5 separate regions of the Homo sapiens genome follow, and regions 2, 3, 4 and 5 are each linked to region 1. A link is a contact called in ENCODE Hi-C data. All regions are on one chromosome and are shown on one strand. The core of a region is the stretch at or near the end of the contact, and the rest is flanking DNA. Distances in the headings are between cores, read along the strand shown.

The links. A loop is a pair of places that touch in the nucleus more often than their neighbours do. Pooled maps may share reads with other maps.
Region 2: a loop to region 1 is called in a pooled map, with 9 times the contacts of the local background. The contact joins two enhancer-like sites. A Hi-C loop is called at or near these places in 7 of 37 single-sample maps with no recorded cell type and 3 of 50 pooled maps.
Region 3: a map with no recorded cell type shows a loop between it and region 1 (11-fold over the local background). The contact joins two enhancer-like sites. A Hi-C loop is called at or near these places in 2 of 37 single-sample maps with no recorded cell type and 3 of 50 pooled maps.
Region 4: a pooled map shows a loop between it and region 1 (5-fold over the local background). The contact joins the promoter of ADAM17 here to the enhancer-like site in region 1. A Hi-C loop is called at or near these places in 3 of 37 single-sample maps with no recorded cell type and 5 of 50 pooled maps.
Region 5: a map with no recorded cell type shows a loop between it and region 1 (5-fold over the local background). The contact joins two enhancer-like sites. A Hi-C loop is called at or near these places in 2 of 37 single-sample maps with no recorded cell type and 2 of 50 pooled maps.

The regions. Positions count from the first base shown.
Region 1 is chr2:8,300,758-8,303,405 of GRCh38, forward strand. All of the region lies in intron 2 of LINC00299 (long intergenic non-protein coding RNA 299), which reads right to left. Among named protein-coding and RNA genes, the nearest start is that of LINC00299, 26 kb to the right of the region's middle. RefSeq lists enhancers at 1-469, 1,575-1,634. Within about 2 kb of position 1,399, at least 17 of the 41 ENCODE cell types and tissues checked have a DNase peak (open chromatin) inside an H3K27ac peak, as active enhancers do.
Region 2 is chr2:6,344,375-6,347,022 of GRCh38, forward strand. No RefSeq gene overlaps it. Among named protein-coding and RNA genes, the nearest start is that of LINC01247, 30 kb to the right of the region's middle. RefSeq lists enhancers at 1,296-1,345, 1,826-1,875. Within about 2 kb of position 1,302, at least 2 of the 41 ENCODE cell types and tissues checked have a DNase peak (open chromatin) inside an H3K27ac peak, as active enhancers do.
Region 3 is chr2:9,654,323-9,656,970 of GRCh38, forward strand. The region is part of intron 3 of LOC105373418 (a long non-coding RNA gene); the gene reads left to right. Among named protein-coding and RNA genes, the nearest start is that of YWHAQ, 25 kb to the left of the region's middle. RefSeq lists enhancers at 554-663, 987-1,226, 1,857-1,956, 2,008-2,509, 2,467-2,636. Within about 2 kb of position 1,294, at least 6 of the 41 ENCODE cell types and tissues checked have a DNase peak (open chromatin) inside an H3K27ac peak, as active enhancers do.
Region 4 is chr2:9,554,523-9,557,170 of GRCh38, forward strand. It overlaps ADAM17 (ADAM metallopeptidase domain 17), which reads right to left and starts at 1,308. Exons shown (of 19, transcript NM_003183.6): 1 at 987-1,308. The coding sequence starts at 1,083. RefSeq lists silencers at 318-612, 1,227-1,516, 1,747-1,966, 1,938-2,232.
Region 5 is chr2:9,538,075-9,540,722 of GRCh38, forward strand. The region is part of intron 2 of ADAM17 (ADAM metallopeptidase domain 17); the gene reads right to left. Among named protein-coding and RNA genes, the nearest start is that of ADAM17, 16 kb to the right of the region's middle. Within about 2 kb of position 1,322, at least 14 of the 41 ENCODE cell types and tissues checked have a DNase peak (open chromatin) inside an H3K27ac peak, as active enhancers do.

The DNA.
Region 1 (2,648 bases), core at 149-2,648:
AGAGAAGTGGGGGAATTATTGCTGAATGCACCTGCTGTAATATGGTACCATCCTTCCTGGGAAGAGCTCTGCTCCTCCTTCAGTCAACAGATTCTGGGGCTGAGAATTAGCTCCATTCAAGAAACTAGGCAAAAGATCCTGACTTTTGTACCTCCTGGTAATCCACACGTGCTTTCTTGTAGAAATTAAGCATTGCCCTTGTTGGGTGCCCATCTATCTCCTTCCTAAAACAATGAGCCTATTGAGAGCTCTCTGCAGGGCAGGAACCCCCTGGGTGCCCCACTGATCTTGCCTCTCATTGTGATCATGGCCTCTGCCTTGCATCCAATGGTGAGCATACCACCTGGCCTTTGTAATCCCAGGATCCTGTCATCCCCGTTGCTACCAGGAGCCAGTTCTGTGATTTCATCATCTGTCATCAGCTCTGGCACATAGAGCACAGCCATTCCTGAGCTCAGTGACTTTGGGGCCACTCTCACCAGTGCATTCCTTTGTACATGGGAAGTCCTCCAGGCCATCTCGTGAAGATAGTCAGCACCATGGATGCTAGCATGTCCACTCCAGCATGGCCACTTCTCTGAGCCATTTGGTCCCTCTCTCCACCATCTGCCTGAGTGTGGGTCACTGCTTTCTCTAGGCTTTTAAGCAACATCTGAGTTGAGTCTTAGCATTCTCTCCAGGGATCTTGACCAAGATGCTTAATCCTGTACCACCTAGATTGCTCCCTCTCAATAAACTCAACCTTATTCGATTTTATATCTACACTCTTTGATCCAATCCCATGAATATATTCCCAGGTCCTCTGCAACATATTAGCTCGACCCCACAGCTCCTTCACCTGATATCCCCTTTTGGCCAAGCCAGCCCAGCTCATCCCCAGTCGGGCTGTGCTGAGATTTGGTTCTTGTTATTCTTTGGTTTTGCCAACAGGAAAGATGAGGGTAGATCCTGATGGGTCAAGCATTGTCTTGTATGATACCTACCTCATTTGAGACCTCTGTATGATCTTCAGAAAAGGAAAGTCTTGCTTTTTTTTTTTTTTTTTTTTGACCGAGTCTCGCTCTGTTGCCCAGGCTGGAGTGCAATGGTGCAATCTGGGCTCACTGCAAGCTCCGCCTCCCAGGTTCAAGCAGTCTACAATCTTCTACATGACATGAGAAATAGGCCATTTCTGCAGGCCCAGGGGACTCAGGGGCATGTAAGTGTTCAGGGTTCCCAACTGTCCAGGGCTCCCACCCTAAGTGTAAGGGTCTCACCTCTTTCCCATTAGAGCCCTGTGTCTGAAGGACTGAGAACTTAACCTACTCAGGGTTCAGACTGGTCCTCCAGCCAACCTGCCTTCCAGCTGCAGATCATCGGGGTTTTCTTAAATGCTGCCAAGGAAGTGCTCTGGCTTTCACAGTTTGCCTGAAACCAGTGATGAGTCATCCTGCGCCTCTGCCTCTCTCTCTTCAACACTCAGTAGCCTCAGCCTCAGCCACCCAAGCCCACAGGCCTTCTGGTTATCATTTCATCAGCCGGCCACCTGCTTCCTCTCCAATTTTTCATTAGGGCCTGCAACTCACAACCACGTCCAGTGTCAGCTGCCTGAAAGTCTTCCTAGAAACAGAGTCTGAGATGGAAATTGCATGCAGAGTGCTGATCAGAGGGTGTTCTCGGGAGATTCTCCTGTAAAGAAGTGAGAAAGGCAGGATGCTGCAGAAGCTGAAGCTGGCTGCAACGAGGCTACACTTGGAGCCACCCCCAGCCAATCCTAAGTGGCGCTCTCGAGCTGGGACGGCCCATCAGAGTTGTCCCAAGTTGAGGCAAGAGGGCCGAGCCTTTGCGTTCCTTCCTCGGTCAGTTTCAGAACCTGGGGGATATGACCTGAAAAGAGGCCATTCCCTGCAGCAGGAGGGGGCATCCAGTGCGGGCTCTGCCATGGCCATCATCAACTGTCACTGCAGCTAGCGGGGAGACCTGGGCAGAGCACCCCAATGGTCACTGCAGCCGAAAGAGGACTGCTTGTCTTTCTGCTCTCACACCCCTTACCTAGGGAAGAGCAGAGAAAGGGTTGCTTGAATGGGAGGAATAGCAAAGAGAACAAAGAAATCCCAATGAGGGGAAACCTCTCAGCGCACCAGCCTCACTGTGTGCTGAGAGGCACCCACTGCCTTCCCTGCACTCCTTAGATCTTGTTCATGGGTGGTTGTTTGTTGTTGTTGTTGTTGTTGTTGTTGTTGCTGTTTTTAATGTAAGAAACAGAATCTTGCTGTGTTGACCAGGCTGGTCTCAAACTCCTGGCCTCAAGCGATCCTCCCCCCTCAGCCTCCCAAAGCACTGTGATTACAGGCGTGAGCCACTGCATCCAGTCTCATTCATCTTTTTGTACCATATTCTCTGTCCCACCACTCAGAAATATCTCAGGTGCTGTACTAGTGCCTTACACATCCTGGACCCTCAGTGCTGTCTCAAACTCCTGGCCTCAAGCAATACTCCCCACTCAGCCTCCCAAAGCACTGTGATTACAGGCGTGAGCCACTGCATCCAGCCTCATTCATCTTTTTGTACCACATTCTCTGCCCCACCACTCAAAAATATCTCAGGTGCTGTGCTAGTGCCTTACACATCCTGGACCCTCAATGCATAGCATGGTAGCACCAAAAGGT
Region 2 (2,648 bases), core at 52-2,551, 2.0 Mb before region 1:
TCAAGGGGGACTGATTGTTCCTGATTGCAAAGGCTACGTAGTAGGTTGTGCCTCCTCCTCAATTTAACTAGACACAGAAGATGATACTCAGGGCCCTTAAGGAGGTCATTCCAATCTGGAGAAGCTGGTTCTAATGAGATCCAGTAGCCAAGAAAGAAACTTGTATCAGCCAATTCAAGTGGCTTCTGCCACAAACGTAGCATAGATTTTCCTTGAAAATCTAGGTGCATTGTTTTCTAAAGGTCTTCTTTTGAGCTCAAGACATTCAGGCTGTACTATTATGCATATAGCTTAGAAATATGATTTTAAAATAAATTAAAGCCTAAATATTGTTGGAGATATGAGAAGTGTTGCAGACTGAGTTGTTATAAAAGATGTTGCAAACAAATTGTATCCTTTGAAGTCCTAACCCCTGATGCGACAGTGTTTGCAGATGGGACCTTGGGGAAATAAGTAGGTTTAGATGAGGTCCTGGGCTCTGGTCCAATGGAAGAAACACCTGAACATTTTCTCTGTGTGTGTGTGTGTGTGTGTGTGTGTGCCTGCATGCACCAAGGATGTCACAAAAAGGTGCCCATCTACAAAACAAGAAGGAGGCCCTGACAGAGAACAAATTGGCTAGCAACTCGATCTTGAATTTCCCAGCCTCTGGAAGTGTGAGAAATAAATTTCTGTTGTTTAAGCCACCCATTGTATAGTATTTTGGTATGGTGACCCAAGCCGACTAACACAAAAGGTAAAAAGAAAAAAATATGTTTTCTATGACAAATCTGACTCAATTTTCAATATTCCCACTTACTAGAATTTTGTGAAAATCTTTTGGTTTACAATATTTCCTATTTAGGAAACAGTATACCTAAGCTCAGTCATATTTTACTGCCTTCATTCATCACCTGTTCTTAATGAAAAAGAAATTTAAGTAAGTGAATGATGAGATGGATCAAATTATTCTCTAGAGCTCTAGAGGGTGTTTCATGCTCCCTAGATGGTTTATAAATTCTTGAACATTTGTATACAAATTGATCAAACATGCAAATCAGTAATCTGGGACTGAAAAGACAGAAATGATCTTGGAAATTGCATTTAGGAAAAAAAATTACAGTATCGTGTTGGTAGACACAAAAGAACTTTGATGAAAGCAGCTGTTAAATTGTTAATTTAACAAAAAGATGGAGCTGATGATTCAAAAATGATCAACTAGGTTGCAGATATTCTGCACTCTGAATAGCATAGGCTGCACAGCATTCAACCCTCTCCTCTGCTGTAATTTGAGGCTGCATTCTATCTGCATTAGCAGAACTGTTAATAAATCACATGAGCAAGAAATGAGGAACTGAAAATCTGCAGGTGTTTGATAATGCCTCAAATATCTTCACCACATGTTTCAGAGGAGTCATGTGAGTTCAGAAACATGACTTGGTGATTACTCACTGTATTGCTCTGGCTGCAGTCTAGCTAACTTCTACGGGATACATTTAAATACAGGTTAGGGTCACTATGATGTTTTCTCCCGTCTAGCCCTCAGGACTGGCTTCGATCCTTTGTGTACAGTAGATATCGGTACCCATTGGTCAACTCATGGTTCCTTTGCCATGGAACATTTTTTTCCTTGACAAATCCAGATTTGTTCTCATTCTGTCCCTCTCTCTCTATCCCACCTCTCTCTCTCTCTCTCTCTCACACACACACACACACACACAAAGATATTTTAACTGTGAATAGAACAGTAAAAGAGAAAAGTTGTGCTTACGTAGTCTCTAGGTTTGATATAAGCGTTATTATCCAAAGGACGATTCTTAGTGTTATAATTGAGAAAGTATGAGCTGAAGTCTGTAACTAAAACATGAACTCAAGGTTTGGCATCTACTAGTAACTGATTGGACACCAAAAATTAAAGGACTTACCAGAACCAGTCTTATAAGGCAGGTATTGTTCTCTATAAGAAATCTGCAGGACAGGGGATGTGACAGCCTTTGAGATGTAAGTCTCAAATTCTGGGAGCCTTTGACATGGCGTCTGATGCATCTTGATATCCTAGAAACAAAGCCTTTAAAAGGGCAGAGGTGAGCTGATCATCAAGCACATGTGATCTGACGTTCAGGACAATATTCTTTATTCTAATTCAAATCAACTCCTTGATTTTATTTTTCTTTCCTTCTTAAATGCTTTTCTTTCTCAAATCAATTTTTAAATAGAGAAAATTCAACCTTGTTCTATAAGTATGTTTCCCAGGTGTGTTTTATTTAATTCTGTGCAAAAGATCAAGGGAAGAAAGAACCCTTGATACTCTCCTGAAAATATAAATATACACTCATTAGCACTTTTGACAAGATGGTTCATACAGTGCTTTCAGCCCAATAAGGAGACATCATTGTAACAGTAGCACAGGGCTCTCCCTGCATTTGTGTAGAAAGGACAATAGCCAAGTAATTAGTTTTAAGAGAAGACTCAAGATTCCACTTGTCCACAGATATTCCCACCAAAAAGTAGGACTTGGCCCAAAACTTTACTCTTAGAAAAAAAAAATATTCTGAGTTACAATAGATTCAGTTAGGAAAAAGTTATTGGCAGAGAACCCTCTGAATTACCTGGAGGTGGAAGGAGGAACCCCCATTCTTACCCCACTAGTCCAGTTTTTCCAACAGAAC
Region 3 (2,648 bases), core at 44-2,543, 1.4 Mb after region 1:
GACTGCCTTGGGCCAGCAGCTTCTGGAGCCCAAACTTGGACCTCTGCATCCCTCCTGGGGCCCCAGCTCTAAGTACTGGGGTACGGTGCTGAATGGGGCGGGGAGGCTGTCAGCTTTCCTAGCTGCCTCTGTGTGCTGTGCTCTCTCCAGGGCCCAGTTCTCCAGGAGAAGGAGCAGGAGCAGGTATGCTGAGGACTCCATGAGAGCCAGCCTTTTGAATAGCAGCAAGTTTGTGGGGGCATCTGGGGACAGGGTCTGGGACAGCCCAGTCCAGCCCAGCCCAGGCAGGGGAGACGGCAACAGCAGCAACTCTGCTAGAAGTGACATGCAGATGTTGGCTGAAAGCCATCTACCCTCCCTCCTTCCTTTTCTTTCATCTTCCCTTTCTTTCCCACTCTCCCTCCTGTCTTCTCTACTCCACTTCTCTCCTTTCTTCCACAGTGCTATGGCTGCCTACGTGATGCCAAGCACCATGCAGTATTAGCAGCCACAGGCTGCTTACCCGGAAAACTGGACTTTTGTGCTCACAGGCTTTAAGAGAGATGGGGACAGCCTGGACTGCATGCAGAGGGAGCCACTAGGGCTGCTGGGGAGGTTCGAGACACGTCACAGGGGTTACCTGAAGGACTGAGGCTATAGCTTGGAGGAGACTCTGAAAACTGTTATCAGATATTCGAAGAACTGTCCATTGAAAGAAGAACAAAAAAAATTTTTTCCCAGCCAGGCATGGTGGCTCACAACTGTAATCCCAGAACTTTGGGAGGCTGAGGTGGGCAGATCAACTTGAGGCCAGGAGTTCGAGACCAGGCTGGCCAACATGGCGAAACCCCATCTCTACTGAAAATACAACAAATCAGCTGGGTGGGGTGGGGTGTGCCTGTAGTCCCAGCTTGGGAGGCTGAGGCCCGAGAATTGCTTGAGCCAGAGAGGCGGAGGTTGCAGTGAGCTGACAGCATGCCACTGCACTCCAGCCTGGGTGACAGAGCCAGACCCTGTCTCAAAAAAAAATTTTTTTTTCTTTTTTTCTGTGAAACCCAAAAGGAACAATTAGGTAGAGAGTTTCAGCTCTGTATCTGAGTGTCCTTTCATAATCTGAATTGTCCCAGGGTGGAAGAGGCTTCCCTGGAAGGTGAGTTCCTTGTCACCAAAGACCCTCAAGGACAGCAGGGACCACTCGGTGGCCAGAATGCTGGAGAGGGGAATTCAAACTTTTGCTGCAGTGGGAGTGCGTCAGACTCGATGACTGTCAGACTCTGGTCTTCCTTCGATCTTTGAGCTGAGAGTGGAAGAAGATGAAGTGTGACTTAGCTATTCAACCACGCCACAACCCCAAGCATCTTTAGTTTTTGTTCTGATTTTTATCTTCAGTAGCTGACTGACTGGGCATGAGTAATTCCAACTCCCCAGGCCGGGTGCACTTCACAGGCATGTTTCAGAATAAAATAGAACCTATGGCTCCAGCCCACCTTGACTGTGGTCACCAAAGATGCTTACCCTGACCCTGGGGTAAGAAATGAGCCCTTGGAGGGTCCTGGGTGTGCCCAGCCCCCACTGATGTGACTGGCAGCCCCCACCACAGTCTGCAGCCCCAGGCAGGGAAGCCTCCCCCTCCAAAGTTCTAGAGGGTTTTTAAAAATGTTTAAAGACATTTACAGCAAAACAAAATCAATTATCAAGTTTTGAGTCACCTCTCTTGCAAATAGAAACTTTTCTGTAAGAACTGCTTCTACTAGGCTGGGTGTGGTGGCTCATGCCTGTAATCCCAGCACTTTAGGAGGCTGAGGTGGGCAGATCATGAAGTCAGGAGTTCGAGACCAGCCTGGCCAACATAGTGAAATACTGTCTCTGCTAAAAATATAAAAAATTAGCTGGTCGTGGTGGCGTGCGCTTATAGTCCCATCTACTCAGGAGGCTGAGGCAGGAGAATCGCTTGAACCCGGAGGCGGAGGTTGCAGTGGGCCGAGATTGCACCATTGCACTCCAGCCTGGGTGACAGTGTGAGACTCTGTCTCCAAAAAAAAACAAAAAAAACAAAACAAAGAACAAGAAACAAAACAAAAGAACCGCTTCTACTGGGAAAGAAAACCAGAGAGAAAACCATTTATAGATTATCTCAGATTTACAAGTGAGAACCACAGGCCTGACCCCAGTTCACCTATGCCAGGGCTGAGTCTACACAGTCAACAGCCTCAGGATGCAGGGATGAGTCAGTGTGAAACAAAGACTCAACCCCCATCTAACGGAGCCCTTTCCCTGCTGTGCTCAGCCTGCACGGAATCTGCTTCTAGACAACCCAGACAGCCAGAAGCCAATGCATCTGACTGAGAGGAGTGGATAATGACTTCCCTTTTTAAAAACTTTCTTATTGGCTGCGCACGGTGGCTCACGCCTGTAATCCCAGCACTTCAGGAGGTCGAGATCGGCGGATAGACTTGAGGTCGGGAGTTTGAGACCATCCTGGCCAACATGGCGAAACCCCATCTCTGCTAAAAATACAAAAATTAGCTGCGTGTGGTGGTGCACGCCTGTAGTCCCAGCTACTTGGGGTGCTGAGGCACGAAAATCACTTGAGCCTGGGAGGCAGAGGTTGCAGTGAGCCTAGAAGACAGAGCAAGACTCCATCTCAAAACAAAAACCAAATAAACAAA
Region 4 (2,648 bases), core at 58-2,557, 1.3 Mb after region 1:
AAAGAAAAAAAATACTACACATGGTATCATGGTGAAATTTGGGAACCAGTACAACCATGCAAGCCTACAATTTCACACACTGGGAAAACATTATTTCACACTTTATTACTAATTAAAGTATCTTACACGTCAATTTTTGAAAGATAAAAGGATTTTAAAATACACTAAAAGTTCACGCAAACTTACTTCCACCAAAGTTCAGATCCCTTAATGCATCTCCATCCTTAAAATCCAATCTCTCTGGAAAATCTAATGAAATAGGAACCCTCTACTTTCTAGCCTCTAAATTCATCAAACTCGTCACTCTTGATAATTTCTTTGTTTAAAAGTGCAAGGAAAGCATTCATAGTGGCAGCATCACGAGTTGGCTTACCAGGTTTCCGCCTCCCCCCATCTCCCAAGCACCTCCAATAAGCTACAATTGAAATAACCAAGAACGTGCTTAGGATGTTCGCAAAAACACAACTCTTAAGACTCCAACTCCAGTCTCCGCCTCCCAACGAGATTACTGCATAAGTACCTCCTACAGCAGAAATTCTAGTTCCCTCCTTCGAGGACCAGGAAGAATTCTGGAGCTTTGGGCCCTTCCTTTCTGGCTCTGGTAGGAACACACAACACTAGATTTGTTCCCTACTAAGGCAAGAACCCTGACCACATCTCCCTCTCCAAACAAGATCCAGCCACCCTACTCCTTACCGCTTTCCCAACACCCTCCCCGAACACAAAGCTAGGGAGCAAACCCCTCTCAGGCGCTCAGTCACTACATGGAGCCCGTCCAGTAGCCCTTTCCCACTCAGAGACAGGCCCATCTCCTTTATTCTTTCCCCAAACTCCGAGAGCCACACCCCCTTCTACACTGAAAACTTAGGGACGCGCCACCATCGCCAATACCCCGCCCCCAAACACCTGATAGACCCAGCTCCCCTGCTCTTCCCTCAAACGAGCGCTCCAGGCGCCGGCCTAAGCCAACTCCCCTGGGTCTTTACCGAGTCTCTGGTGGGGGCCGAAGCCCGGGTCATCCGGAGGTCGCGGCGCCAGCACGAAAGGAACCACGCTGGTCAGGAATAGGAGAGACTGCCTCATGTTCCCGGCCCCGCTACCGACTCCACCTCTCTGGGCAGCCTTCGCCTGACGGGGTTTCGGAAAACTGCTCACATCGGGGGAGGACGGGATCCGCCCGGCCTAGCCCCTCAATCCTCTTTTCCCTCCCGCGCCGCCTACTGGGAAGATTCTACCGCCAGGCTCGACGCCCCCAGAAGTGCAGGTGGCGTTACCAAAGGCCGGCTCAGCCAGCTTCCGGCCGCCGCTGTCCCCCGCACCACCCACAGCCGGAAGCCGGCTGCCGCGCGGCATCCCGGGAGGCTCCGCTTGCCCCGCCCCACGCCGGTGCGCCGCGGGCCTCTGGTCCGCTGCCGTGTTCGGCCCCGCCCGTCACGTCTAGCTGGGGCTCGCCCGGCGCCTTCCTGGACGCAGACGTATGAGTCCCAACTCCACCCAGTCCGGCCTGGCCTCTGTCCCCGGGTGACCGCGGAATGGGGGGGCGGGAGCTAGCGAGCAGGCCCTCAAGCGCGTCTGGCCGCCTCCTTTGTCTTGATGCCCACGTCTGGTTAGGACCCCTGCTGTCCATTTTATTAAAGGAGCTGTAGAAAGCGGCCTGGGGCCCAGCGACCTGCCCAGGGCGGACGAGGAGGCGCGACTGGCCCGATGCCGCAGGCTCTCTGCCCAGTGTGCTCAGGTGGGAGGGCGGGGACATGAATCGAGCCACAGAGTGCCCTGGGCACGGACCCCCCGCCCCCCCCGGCCCCGGGCCCCGAGCCCCGAGCCCCGAGCCCGGCCACCGAAGCCCGTGCCACTCGCCAGCTCCTGCGAGACGAGCCTTTCGAGCGCAGCTCAGGCATTTGGTTCAGGGTCCTACTGCCGGAGTCGTCTGAGGCCTCCATCCGTCTGTCGTCACGAAAAAGGTTTTGGGGGGACTAATAAGCACTTCCTGAATGCACATTTGCTCCACGCCCCTGCTGTAGGGAGAGGGTCTGCAGACACTTCAACAAATAGAATCCTAGGACCTTACCTGTGAGTACAAGAGCTGGAATCTTCCCACCAACTTCTTAAAATTCAATCCTATACTTGGTCCATTTAGCTTAGACTGGAAATTTCCCAAGGCAGTTTGTTTTGCAATCTTTTGCATGATTTTAGCTCTGTATAGTTTAGTGAATGTTTATGGTACTGAATAAAACAGTCTAAAAACGTTGGGTACATGTTGCTGTTTTATTTAGTTCAACCAAAGTTTATAAAAGTAGGACATAATACGTTTTCCACTTAAGAGTGAGACAGCCTTTATTATGAAACGGTAAATTGTTAGGAATACTAGTCCTATTCAAGTTTCAAGGCTTATTCCTAATAAAATACTCAAACTGTGGTTAAAATTTATGTTAATGGTGGTTTGCCGCAGTAAAATATCAGCGTCTTTTTCAACAATACATTGTTGGCTAAAATTAACCGGACCTGGTCTGTACATCTGAAGTATAAAATATCTTTATTAAACATACCCATTAGTGGCATACCTAGTCAAAAAGTAAGCAGAATTTCACATGCAAATTGTATACAATCTGTAAAAATTGTATTCCATAAGAATGTGACAGTTGAGTACG
Region 5 (2,648 bases), core at 72-2,571, 1.2 Mb after region 1:
TTCAGTCCAGTTCTTTAATTGGCTTACTATTCTTTTTGTTTTCTATGACTTTCCATCCTTACATGAAAACTAGGAGTGGTGAGCAAGACTTTCTCAAGTATTATTTATAGTCTTTCAATGTGTCCATGAACACCAAAGACAAAGAAAGGTATATTATTCATCTCACCCACAGAAACAAATTTTGTCAGCTGTTGTACTGAAAATATATTACTTCCCCATGGGATTGCAAAAGTCTTTAAACTACCGGAAAGAAATCTAGACTGGGACTATCTCCATGGCAACAAATATTTTTAACTTTTTGAGCATAACAAGGTAATTTTAGTTTGCTTGTGGTTTTTTAATGGTCAAAGGGAAAAGACAATAGAACATTATTTCGTAAATCCTTGGAACATTTTCTTCTGCTATCCTAAAACATATCTTCCCACACATTCTCAGTTATGATTTTTCCCTCCAGTTATGCTGAGAACTTTCAAAAGCATACTTATTATAAATGTCTTATTATTTTGTTTTAAAGCTAAGAGTTGCAACATTACTTAATGTTCTTTTCAGAAAGAAATCAGTGGAATTGCATTTTTCATTTGCTACATTAAGAATCTTTTCTAAAGATAAAGACCAAGCGATTATAAAATTCATGTTTTTTGATTTTCCAATATTAGCTTTTGAGTTATAAAACGTCCAACAGAATGTCAAAATTTCTTTTACTTTATCCTCCCAAAATTATGTGAAGTCATTTTCTTACAGATTTCTTTAACGTTTTATCTTTCTGACTTTTGACTTAAGAATTTACAGTAACTAAAGACCAGCTAACCAGTTTGAATTAACATTATTACCCTAACCATTTTTAATGGTCCATTTAGTCAGGTATATCACTTTCATTTCTTTATCAGTTCTAGACCTTCTCAAGTAATCTGATATATTTCACTTTTAGGAGAAACATTTAACTTTTTCCAAAAAAATTCAGGCAACATCAAAAAAGTATCAAAACAGTATATACTCCGCAGCTTTTTCGTTATTTAAAAATAAGATAATTTCTTGATTTTTTTTTTTTTTTGAGACGGAGTCTCACTCTGTCGCCCAGGCTGGAGTGCAGTGGCGCAATCTCGGCTAACTGCAAGCTCCACCTCCTGGGTTCACGCCATTCCCCTGCCTCAGCCTCCCAAATAGCTGGGACTACAGGCGCCTGCTACCACGCCTGGCTAATTTTTTGTATTTTTAGTAGAGACGGGGTTTCACCGTGTTAGCCAGGATGGTCTCGATCTCCTGACCTCATGACCTCATGATCCATCCAGCTCGGCCTCCCAAAGTGCTGGGATTACATGTGTGAGTCACCACGCCTAGCTGATAATTTCTTGATTTATAACAAAAAGGAAATGAAACTTGTAAGGCAAATTTTAAACAAGTTTCTTTTTTTCTTAAGTTACTTCAACTCTTCATACAACCTCTCAGTGTTTCTATGCTTTTTCAACCTCTAATAGTTACATCCAAATTTAATGCAATGATCTTGGTTTAAATTACTTTGCCTTCCACTGCTATCGAAAAACGGAATCTTCTCATTTACCATCAAGTAATGAGGGGTTTCATAGAGTTAATTCAGCCCTGATACAAACTGATTACTTCAGCTATCTTTGTTTTTGTTCTTGTTTTAAACTTTAATGACGCAATATGATAGAAAAGAAAGGGTATGGGCTTTGGAGTCTGACAAACTTGGCTTAAGTCCTACTTTCATTTACTCACTGTCCGACCTTGGCCTCAATCTTTGAATCCTAAGTATTTATCTACAAATGGAAATAATATCACCTAATAACTGAACGGTTTTGGGGATTAAAGGAAATAACCTATTTTAAAACACCTGGTATAAAATTCCATAGACTGTTAGATAAATTTCCCATTAAATATTTAGTATGGAAACTTTGTAAAATAAATTACATACTTCCCTGCTTTCTTACACAGAGAAAAGATAACAAGTGGCTACGATTTAATATTTTCTTAGGGAATCAATGTCATCTACGAAACTTGAAAGAGAAATATGTAAGGCTATGGAAGTTTTTGCCTCTAGAATACGGATTCTACAGGCCACTTCAAATCCAAAGAAACCCAAAAAGCTAAACTTTGAGTTCTTTTCATTTTATAGTTTCCTCACTCTTCCTTCGCTCCTACTTATTTCTTGCTACTATATCCACTTCTTCACCAAACTCTCCACCAGTATAGCAGAAATAACACAAGTTTTGGAGTCCAACCTTTGTTCAAATCTTGTATCTGTCATTTACTAGCTGAGTAATCTTGGGCAAGTTACTAAGCTGTCTAAGCCTTAATTTTTTTTTTTTTGTTCCTTCAAAAAAGGAATCACTTTTAGAGATAACTTATGTAAAATGCCAGTAAATTACAGAAAATAAGTACCTGATTAACTGTAGCTATTAATATTACCAATCTGCTCAAATTTGGTGTAAGTTGAAAGCTAATAACCAATACTATAATATTCTGACATAAAATCGAATAAAAAGAAGTCATTAAAAAATAACCTAAGGATAATTGCAATAGCTAGGAAAAATTAATTTGCATTAAAAATTTGCCTAAAATAACCACATGACAATGAACCAATCTCCTTAATATACTAAGCACTGCTACAATTCAGTAGTTAGAAAGACAAA